3 separate regions of the Homo sapiens genome follow, and regions 1 and 3 are each linked to region 2. The links are chromatin contacts, found by Hi-C or POLR2A ChIA-PET in ENCODE. All regions are on one chromosome and are shown on one strand. The core of a region is the stretch at or near the end of the contact, and the rest is flanking DNA. Distances in the headings are between cores, read along the strand shown.

The links. Hi-C counts contacts between places; a loop is a spot of excess contacts on that map. ChIA-PET counts read pairs that join two places held with the same protein, here RNA polymerase II (POLR2A). Pooled maps may share reads with other maps.
Region 1: a pooled map shows a loop between it and region 2 (7-fold over the local background). The contact joins the promoter of TARDBP here to the promoter of RPL22 in region 2. A Hi-C loop is called at or near these places in 2 of 50 pooled maps. POLR2A ChIA-PET finds 5 or more read pairs at or near these places in 2 of 52 experiments (H1 and OCI-LY7).
Region 3: a map of naive thymus-derived CD4-positive, alpha-beta T cell shows a loop between it and region 2 (35-fold over the local background). The contact joins the promoter of DFFA here to the promoter of RPL22 in region 2. A Hi-C loop is called at or near these places in 1 of 168 maps with a recorded cell type or tissue (naive thymus-derived CD4-positive, alpha-beta T cell) and 4 of 50 pooled maps. POLR2A ChIA-PET finds 5 or more read pairs at or near these places in 1 of 52 experiments (GM12878).

Annotation. Positions count from the first base shown.
Region 1 is chr1:11,011,233-11,013,940 of GRCh38, forward strand. TARDBP (TAR DNA binding protein) reads left to right here and starts at 1,422. Exons shown (of 6, transcript NM_007375.4): 1 at 1,422-1,511; 2 at 2,484-2,708. The coding sequence starts at 2,496. RefSeq lists silencers at 855-1,084, 2,494-2,708 and enhancers at 1,125-1,454, 1,165-2,132.
Region 2 is chr1:6,198,324-6,201,162 of GRCh38, forward strand. It overlaps RPL22 (ribosomal protein L22), which reads right to left and starts at 1,272. Exons shown (of 4, transcript NM_000983.4): 1 at 1,239-1,272. The coding sequence starts at 1,250. RefSeq lists a silencer at 1,024-1,163.
Region 3 is chr1:10,471,279-10,473,978 of GRCh38, forward strand. It overlaps DFFA (DNA fragmentation factor subunit alpha), which reads right to left and starts at 1,251. Exons shown (of 6, transcript NM_004401.3): 1 at 1,045-1,251. The coding sequence starts at 1,180. RefSeq lists an enhancer at 720-819.

The sequences.
Region 1 (2,708 bases), core at 172-2,671, 4.8 Mb after region 2:
GCAACAGAGGGAGTCTGAAAAAAAGGAAGAGAAAAGAAAGAGAGAGAGAGAGAAAGAGAGAGAGGTAGGGAGGAAGGAAGGTGGGAAGGGAGGGAAGGGGGGGAAAGGGAGGGAAGGGAGGAAAGGAAGGGAAGGAAAGGAAAGAAAGGAAAGAAAAGATAGAAAAGAAAGGTGGCTCGTGCCTGTAATCCCAGCACTTTGGGGAGCTGAGGCAGGCGGATCACTTGAGGCCATGAGTTCGAGATCAGCCTGGCCAACATGGCCAAACCCTGTCTCTACTAAAAATACAAAAATTAGCCGGGCATGGTGTCTTTGCACGCCTATAATCCCAGCTATCCCTTGAACCTAGGAGTTGGAAGTGGCAGTGAGCTGCAGATTGCGCCACTGCACTCCAGCCTGGGGGACAAGAGCGAGACTCCGTCTCAAAAAAAAAAAAAAAAAAAGTGAAACAAAAAGTGTGCCTTAAAATAGATGAAGTACTGTATTATTATTATTATTAAAGGGCTGGAGCCAGAACAAGTTAGCATTTTGTGCCTCGAGATTCAAATCCCAGGTCTACCATTTATTCCTTGGGTGACATTTTTTTGGGGGGAGGGGCTGGAGGACAGGGTCTCACTCTGTCGCCTAGACTGGAGTGAAGTGGCGCGATCTCGGCTCACCGCAACCTCCGCCTACCGCGTTCAAGCAATTCTCCTGCTTCAGGCTCCCGAGTAGATGGGACTACAGGCGCGCGCCACTACCGCCCGGCTAATCCTTGCGTCACTTTAAGCAAGACACTTGATCTCTCTGTGCCTCAGTTTCCTCACCCGCAGAATGAATATCAATAGCTCCTGCTACACAAAACTGTTTGGGCTATTAAATATGTGAATACTCAGAAAGTACCTGGCACAAAGTAGCCTTATCATTGCTATTATTTAGAACAAAGTTATTGTTTCCAGGTTTGGAGGTGGGCTGGCGGAGGGAGGAGAAGACGCACTAGGTTGCCTTTCAGAAAAGGGGTCCAGGCCTTATCCTGCCTCCCAGGTGGACTCGGCCCGGGATCCCGAGCCCCGCCCCCTCCAGGCCCCGCCCCGCCCCGCCCTCGCTGGCCGAGACTCTGTGCTACTCTCGCGCGCTTTGAAAGTGCGCGAGCTCCGACCGAGACCTGGGCCGGCGGTTGGTCGGCCGAAACCATCTGCTACGTTACGTGGGGGGAGGTCAGCTCCTATACAGCCACACTTTTTTCAATCTTCAGCTTTTCAGGCCTAGGTCCTGGTTTTATTTTAGCTTTCAGAGCTTCTCTGTAGGCTTGAATTTCCAGGAGGCAGCCCGAGTCCCTGGGGAGAGGGTCATCGTGGCTCTCGTCGGTGCCTTCCACCTCTGGACAGGCAACCGGTGGGAGAGGACGCCGGTGGGCGGGGGGAGGAGGCGGCCCTAGCGCCATTTTGTGGGAGCGAAGCGGTGGCTGGGCTGCGCTTGGGTCCGTCGCTGCTTCGGTGTCCCTGTCGGGCTTCCCAGCAGCGGCCTAGCGGGTGAGTCGCGGAGCCTTCTCACTGAGGACGCCGTAGGTGCCTCGGCTTCTGCATTGGGGCGGCCCGAGGCAGACGCAGCGGCTTCGGACCCTGCCCCGGGAAGTCAGCCGTGAGACCGGGCCTAGTCCTGCCCGAGCGGGCTCGCGCGGGAGCGTCGTTAGGTCCTGGCACGGGGAGGCCGGTGGCGCCGAAACGGGGGGCCGGGCCCGCGGTGCCGCGTAGCCTGAGGCGGAGGTTGGCCCCGGACCCGGACAGTGCCGGAGCCTTCGGTACTTTGTACTTCGAGGGACGCTGCCAGCTTGGGCCTGGTGCTCCTGCGCCCCACCCCGGGCCGCGCCGAGAAACTCCTCCCTCGGCTGGCACGCGCGGGCTTCTGGGAGGCGACGGCCGGCACCGCCAGGACCTGTCGCCGCGGGCCTTGGGGCTCGGGCTCGCAGAGCCCCCGGAAGCCCCAAAATGAGGAACAGAGGGAAACTTTTCTCCTGTTCTTTACACCTGGTTCACTGCCCATATTCAGTCTTCAGGTTCAGCTGATGGATCGCTTGCTTAGGAAAATCGACTGGGACCTATCACGCCCATGCCTCAGCCAGTTAGGCTCCTCCTCTGCCTTCAGGATTACTTAACGACTAACCCGATTGTCATAAAATAGCTACTGTTTATTGTTCCCTTGCATACCCTAGCTTGTAACCAGCAAGCCACGTTGGACTCACAGTTACAGTTTCAGTACCTGACGCATCATAAGCCTTCAGGGAAAGTTTTTTGAATGAATGAACTGGCGAGGCATCACATTTTGATAGGAAATCACTACCCTTACCTTCACCTCGTCATTTTTCAGGGATAACCAATGCATATACGAATCCAGACAAGCATTTTTCTGGAAGTCAGAACTCTGACATGGTTTGGGTATTATCATTATAAGGAAACAGTTATTCTGACATGAATGTTGTTCATTCATATCTCTTTTCTCTTTAGGAAAAGTAAAAGATGTCTGAATATATTCGGGTAACCGAAGATGAGAACGATGAGCCCATTGAAATACCATCGGAAGACGATGGGACGGTGCTGCTCTCCACGGTTACAGCCCAGTTTCCAGGGGCGTGTGGGCTTCGCTACAGGAATCCAGTGTCTCAGTGTATGAGAGGTGTCCGGCTGGTAGAAGGAATTCTGCATGCCCCAGATGCTGGCTGGGGAAATCTG
Region 2 (2,839 bases), core at 22-2,521:
GACAAGGTTAAGGCTAAAACCTAGAATCTTATTACAACACTACCGTCAAGAACTTCTGACATTTTGATTCGCTTCATCTATGCATTAGTACTTCCAAACCACCCGGCAAAGCACATCCTACAAGGTTCCAGTTTCTTCACTCTTACGAAGAAGCTTGTGTTAATCTTATCTCTCTACAAACTTGACACCATTAATGCACTTGTGCATCGTACCAACCTGTACTTTCACGTTTAAAAGCTCTGCAGAACTAAATAGACTTTTCCAAAAACACATCTTACCTCCCTTCATGTTTAAAAGAACTTCATCTAAAACTTGTGTTAACTGGATCAACTTTTCAAACATTTGGCCACTACAAAAATCACTGATTTATTTTTTACAACGTCTCTTCGCAGTAATAATCTAAGAGGGGTACTTTAAGATCTATTCCGAACACACACAATCAATCAAGAGACCTACCCACAACGGGCTTGATACTTCTCCATCAAGGTTTTAAACCAAAAGGCATTCAAAAGCCCAACCAGACAGAAAGAGCAGAAGAACCGGAAATGTTAACCAGGGAGTCCCAACAAAAGAGGAAAAGTAGGATCTTGGGACGAAGAACACGGAAAAACAACTTTCTCAAATAACCTAGGAGGAGGGCGCCGCACAGCCCAGTCCCAGCATAGCTAAAGGAGAATGCAATGAGAGCCTTCTCCCTACACCACTGCAACACCCGTTTGGGTCTGTACAGTGCGCCCTGATAAACTAATTTCCTCTGGGGACGCTAAAAAGCTCCTCAAACCCAGGCCTCCTCTCCGAAAGCACGCCGACCAAGCCGCCCTTCCGCGGATTCGTCCCCGAGTCTTGGCCGTGGACTTCCGAATGCGCGGCTCCCCAGGGTAGCAGGTCCCGTTCTTCTTCCCCGCCCTCCACCCAGGTAATCAGGCCCCCGGCCGGGGTCCGAGGACCAGTGGCCGGCCCAGACCGCAGTCTCCAGGCTCCAGCTCCCCGCTAGCCCCTAGCTGGGGCCCCGGGCCTCCGAGACCTCCCGGATCTCCCTCACGAGCCTCGGGCCGCGGCCTCCTCCGCCTACAACGTGCTGGGATCGGCAGGGGCTCTGGCCCGCTCCGGCCGACCTGCCAGCCCACCCCAGCAGGACGCTGCAGGGCGCCGTCCCCAGCGAGCCTGGGTAGATGCCGGGCTCGGCGAGGCCCACGTGCCTCCCCTGGAGCCGAGGCCTCACGCGGAGCCATACTAACCACAGGAGCCATGGCGGCAGCGGAGTTAGAAAGGGAGGTGAGCGAACTACGCAGACGCAAAGAGCCCGCAGCGCGCAAGGCACGCAGGGTCCAGGCCGCACTAATCACTTTGCCACGCCCCTCGTCCGCCACCTTTTCTCTTGGTTATGTACGATAGGGGAGCGATTGGTTTTTCCTGAATGCAAAACGCGTCCTCTCCCAGGCCTGGAGGGTTTCTGGGGAAGGAAGGAGGCCCGGCGGGCTGTCCCACTGCGAACGATCGGAGGGGGGAAGCCAGACTGGACGAGCCCAAAGATAAATAAAGGGGTTGGCTTTACTTTTTGAAAGTCTTGGGAAGAAAAAAGAAATAAGGAAATTCACTATACTGTAAATTACCAGCTAGTGGGATGGAAATCGAATCTACTAATTTGGGGAAGTGGGAAAATTCCTTGTAGCCACCGGGAAATTTCGTTCAGAGGTCCCAATGCCAGACCACTATGGCTTCCTCAAAAAGCCCCAGCTTGGAAGCTCATGCCCAGGGGCTGTCTCCCAGTGCCTGTCCTTTTTGCTGTAGCCAGGCCGCCCCCTCGCTGATCACCACTCCCTAGTTTCCCAGCCCAAGCCTTCTAGTTTCCCATCCCAAACCAGTAAGTAGTTGAGGACCACCAGGAGATCTGGAAAATGCAGATTCCAATTCCAGCGGTCTCAGTGGCCTGAAATTCTGCATTTCTCACAAGCTCTCAGACGATGCTGATGCTGCGAGTCCATGGACCGCATGTGGAGAAGCAAAGGTCCTCATCCCCAGGCCCACAGGTCCCTTGAACTGGGCTACTTTGCACCCAGTCACCCGCTGCGTCCTCACGGAATTATATTCCAGGATCCTGAATTGTAAATCACTCAGTGGCACACACACTCTCCACTCCCTTTACCTGGCTTCAGTGTACTCACCTAGCAAAAGTCCAATCACCAGAAGAGACTGTGCTGATGGGTCTAGCTTTCAACTCAGGCCTCAAGCCGGTTGACCAAGCTCCAAAGCCAGCTGCTGTTCTTGGCTCTATAATGATCAGGCTGGGCCTCTGCAAACACTTCTGCTTTCCAGCTGATCCCGGTTTGGCTCTATCAATAGGGGGCTTTGCTTCCTGCTTGCTCCTGTCCTGTCTGGTGTCATCCACTCTTGCTTCTTTATCCTGGAGGTGGCAGTTGGAACATTCTGGAAGCAGCAGTGGAATCCAGTCTGCACTTATTCCAACATTTGCAGAACCAGCCTCGTTTTCTCCTCAGAGACACCAGCCCTAGCAGAGCAGCACCCTCTCCTCAGATGTCTGAGTTTCACCTCCCTGTGCCCCTCCTCAAGCATCTACATTTTAATAATACCACCTACCAGTGGTAGCTACTTCCTGCAGTTGCTACTGTTAGTATTATACCCCGACAGTTACCTAAACACATCTTTATACCTAGTTAACAATCCTTTATATTAAATTCTCTCAGTTAAAAACTATAATGTGTTGTCTTTTGACTGGACCCTGGCTGATAACGGACCCTAAGCGAGCCCTCAGGGCTACTGACAATCCTAAATCTCTCCCCCAAGGGACTATTTCCCTTTCTTGTTGTTTTTAATAGAG
Region 3 (2,700 bases), core at 1-2,500, 4.3 Mb after region 2:
CAGAAATAGCCAAGAGACTACAAATATCCTTCAGCGGTGTTGTCTACCACCCAATAGAACAGCAAGGCATGTATGCGCTGGACTGCAGAGAACACCAGCCTCTGTGCCACGCACATCCAGCCACGGCACTGAAGGGGAATTAGAAGTAAAGTAATCTAATGTCAGGAAAAAAAATACATAAATGCTTATATGCAAAATCCATGTTACCAAAGCATTTATAATGCTTTGGCTGTTCATGGGTCTCTGAAAATTTCCATATGATTTCTGTTGGTGACTGAGAGGAAGCAACTGTGCCCTCTGACACACACTGTGACTACATGCCTGGGGCTGGCTCACACATGTAACCTGTAAAACTTCTTTGGGTAAGCGATTTGTTGCTACTGGCTAATAAGACTTGTAAGTCACTTAAATATATCATCTTATTTGAGAGAACCAACAACCCTTTGAAGCAGGGCTATAAATATTATACCCAATTTGCTGATGAGAAAACTGAGGGTTGAGAGCTGGTTAAGTGCAAGGCCAAGCAGCTGGTAAAGGTATGGGGCCGGGCTCGGAACTTCCGTCGGCTCCGTCACTTACAACTCACGTTCCTTGTCTGGACCTCCAGAAATGGTCAGTAGCAGCTCCCTCTTTCCTGCATAGGTTCCTGCCAGAGCGGACGGTGGAAACCCCTCCCCACACCGCCGTGGGCTCAGCTGGGGGTTCTTGTACCATCTGAGTGTGGCGGAGTGGCAGGAACCCAGTGGGGTCCGTTTGGTCCAACATCGAAGTGATTTCAGGCAAGAGACCTAAGCCGAGTCTGGCTTAATTTGCACATTGCTTCCTGGCTGTCTTCCCACCACCGTGGAGTCTCACACGAGATTAATTACGCTCAAGCGCCTTAAATCTGTAAATCGCTATGCCCACTCGGACCGTTTCTGTCCCAAGCCTCCACCCGAGATACAAGAATCCCCAAGTCGCCTCTCCTGACCCCGCCTCGCCCCCGCCGGACGTCCTCACCCGGCCCTGGCTCCCCCACACCCTCGCCCGGGGTCCCGAGCCAACCCTTGCTCCTCAGGTCTTCGAGGCAGGAGGCGGCCACGCCGTGCTGTTCGCGGCTGTAGTTGCGGCGCAGCAGACACGGCTTTAGAGTCCGGATCTCGCCAGATTCTGGTACCCCGGCGTCCCCGGTCACCTCCATCCTCCACAAGGTGGGACCTGCCCACCTTCGAGAAGTCGCGGGAGGCCGGAGCGGCGGTCCTTCTACTCGACCCCCTTCCGCAGCCTGCCGGGAGATGTAGTTCGTTCCGCAGCAAATCACACGTGAGACCAGGGCACGCCGGGAAATGTAGTTCTAGTTGCCGCTAATCACGTGTGGCGTCGAAGCATGCCGGAAACTGTAGTCTCTGGGTTTAAAGCCGCTTTCGTTCTATCGCGCGATTCAGCCTAGGAGTTGTTTTTAACTTTTAGGAGCTGCATTCGCGCGTTCAAATATAAGGCCAATAGAGACTTATTTTGCATGACGATGCACACGCATGTATACTGTATTGAATTTTTAGAGCATTCCTATTCGCATATGAGATGCATAATGCTAATACAGACACCCGCATGTTTCCACCCATTCTATTTCCTGCTTCAACTGTGCAAATTAGTTTGGGGTCTCAGAACAAAACGCTTAAATAAATATAGTAAGCATTAAAGTCTCAAATGCATCGGAGAGGAAAGGGGAAATGCGACTCGGCACTGTTGGAGATTGTTCAGATGCCTCTTGACAACATATTCATCTTTGTTTTAATACTGCTACTATGGAAAAGTTTGTTTTTTTCCTCCTGAAAAATAAACATCTAAGATTAAAAGAATAGTAATAAAAATGATCAAAAAGTTCCTCTCTTAAAAGAGGGCATTTTATGTAAACTAGAAGTAATTATCTGCTCATATTTATTCATTCGGGGGACACTTTCCTTCCTTGTTTCTTTTTTCTTTTTTTGAGACAGCGTTTCGCTCTGTCTCCCAGGCTGGAGTGCAGTGGCGCGATGATGGCTCACTGCAGTTTTGATCTCCTGGGCTCAAGCAATCCTCCCACCTCATATTTTGTTTATAAAAACGTGGGCAAGGGCCCCGGGGGCGGTGGCTCACCCCTGTAATCTCAGCACTTTAGGAGGCCGAGGCGGACAGATGATCTGAGGTCAGTAGTTTGAGACCAGCCTGGCCAGCATGGTGAAACCCTATCTCTACTAAAAATACAAAAATTAGCCGGGCGTGATGGCGCACGCCTGTAGTCCCAGCTCTTGGGAGGCTGAGGCAGGTGAATCGCTTGAACCCGGGAGGCGGAGGTTGCAGTCGGCCCAGATCGCACCATTGCACTCCAGCCTGGGCGTCAGGAGCAAGACTTCGTCTCAAGCAAAAACAAAAACAAAAGCAAAAACAAACAAAAAAAACGTGGGAGAGGAAATTGGATATTATCTCAAGAAAAGTTTAGACATTTAAAACAGCGTTTAGTAGGAGGAATTATTCATTAAGTCATCCCTTTTAAGCAGTCTATATTGATCAAAACACAACTATAATAGGAGCTGGCGGTTAACTCTAATGTATGTATCCTTTTTCATATAATTTCATTTTTTATTTTCTTATCTTATTTTTAGACAAGGTCTCGCTCTGTCGCCCAGGCTGGAGTGCAGTGGCATAATCATAGTTCACTGCAGCCTCAACCTCCTGGGCTCA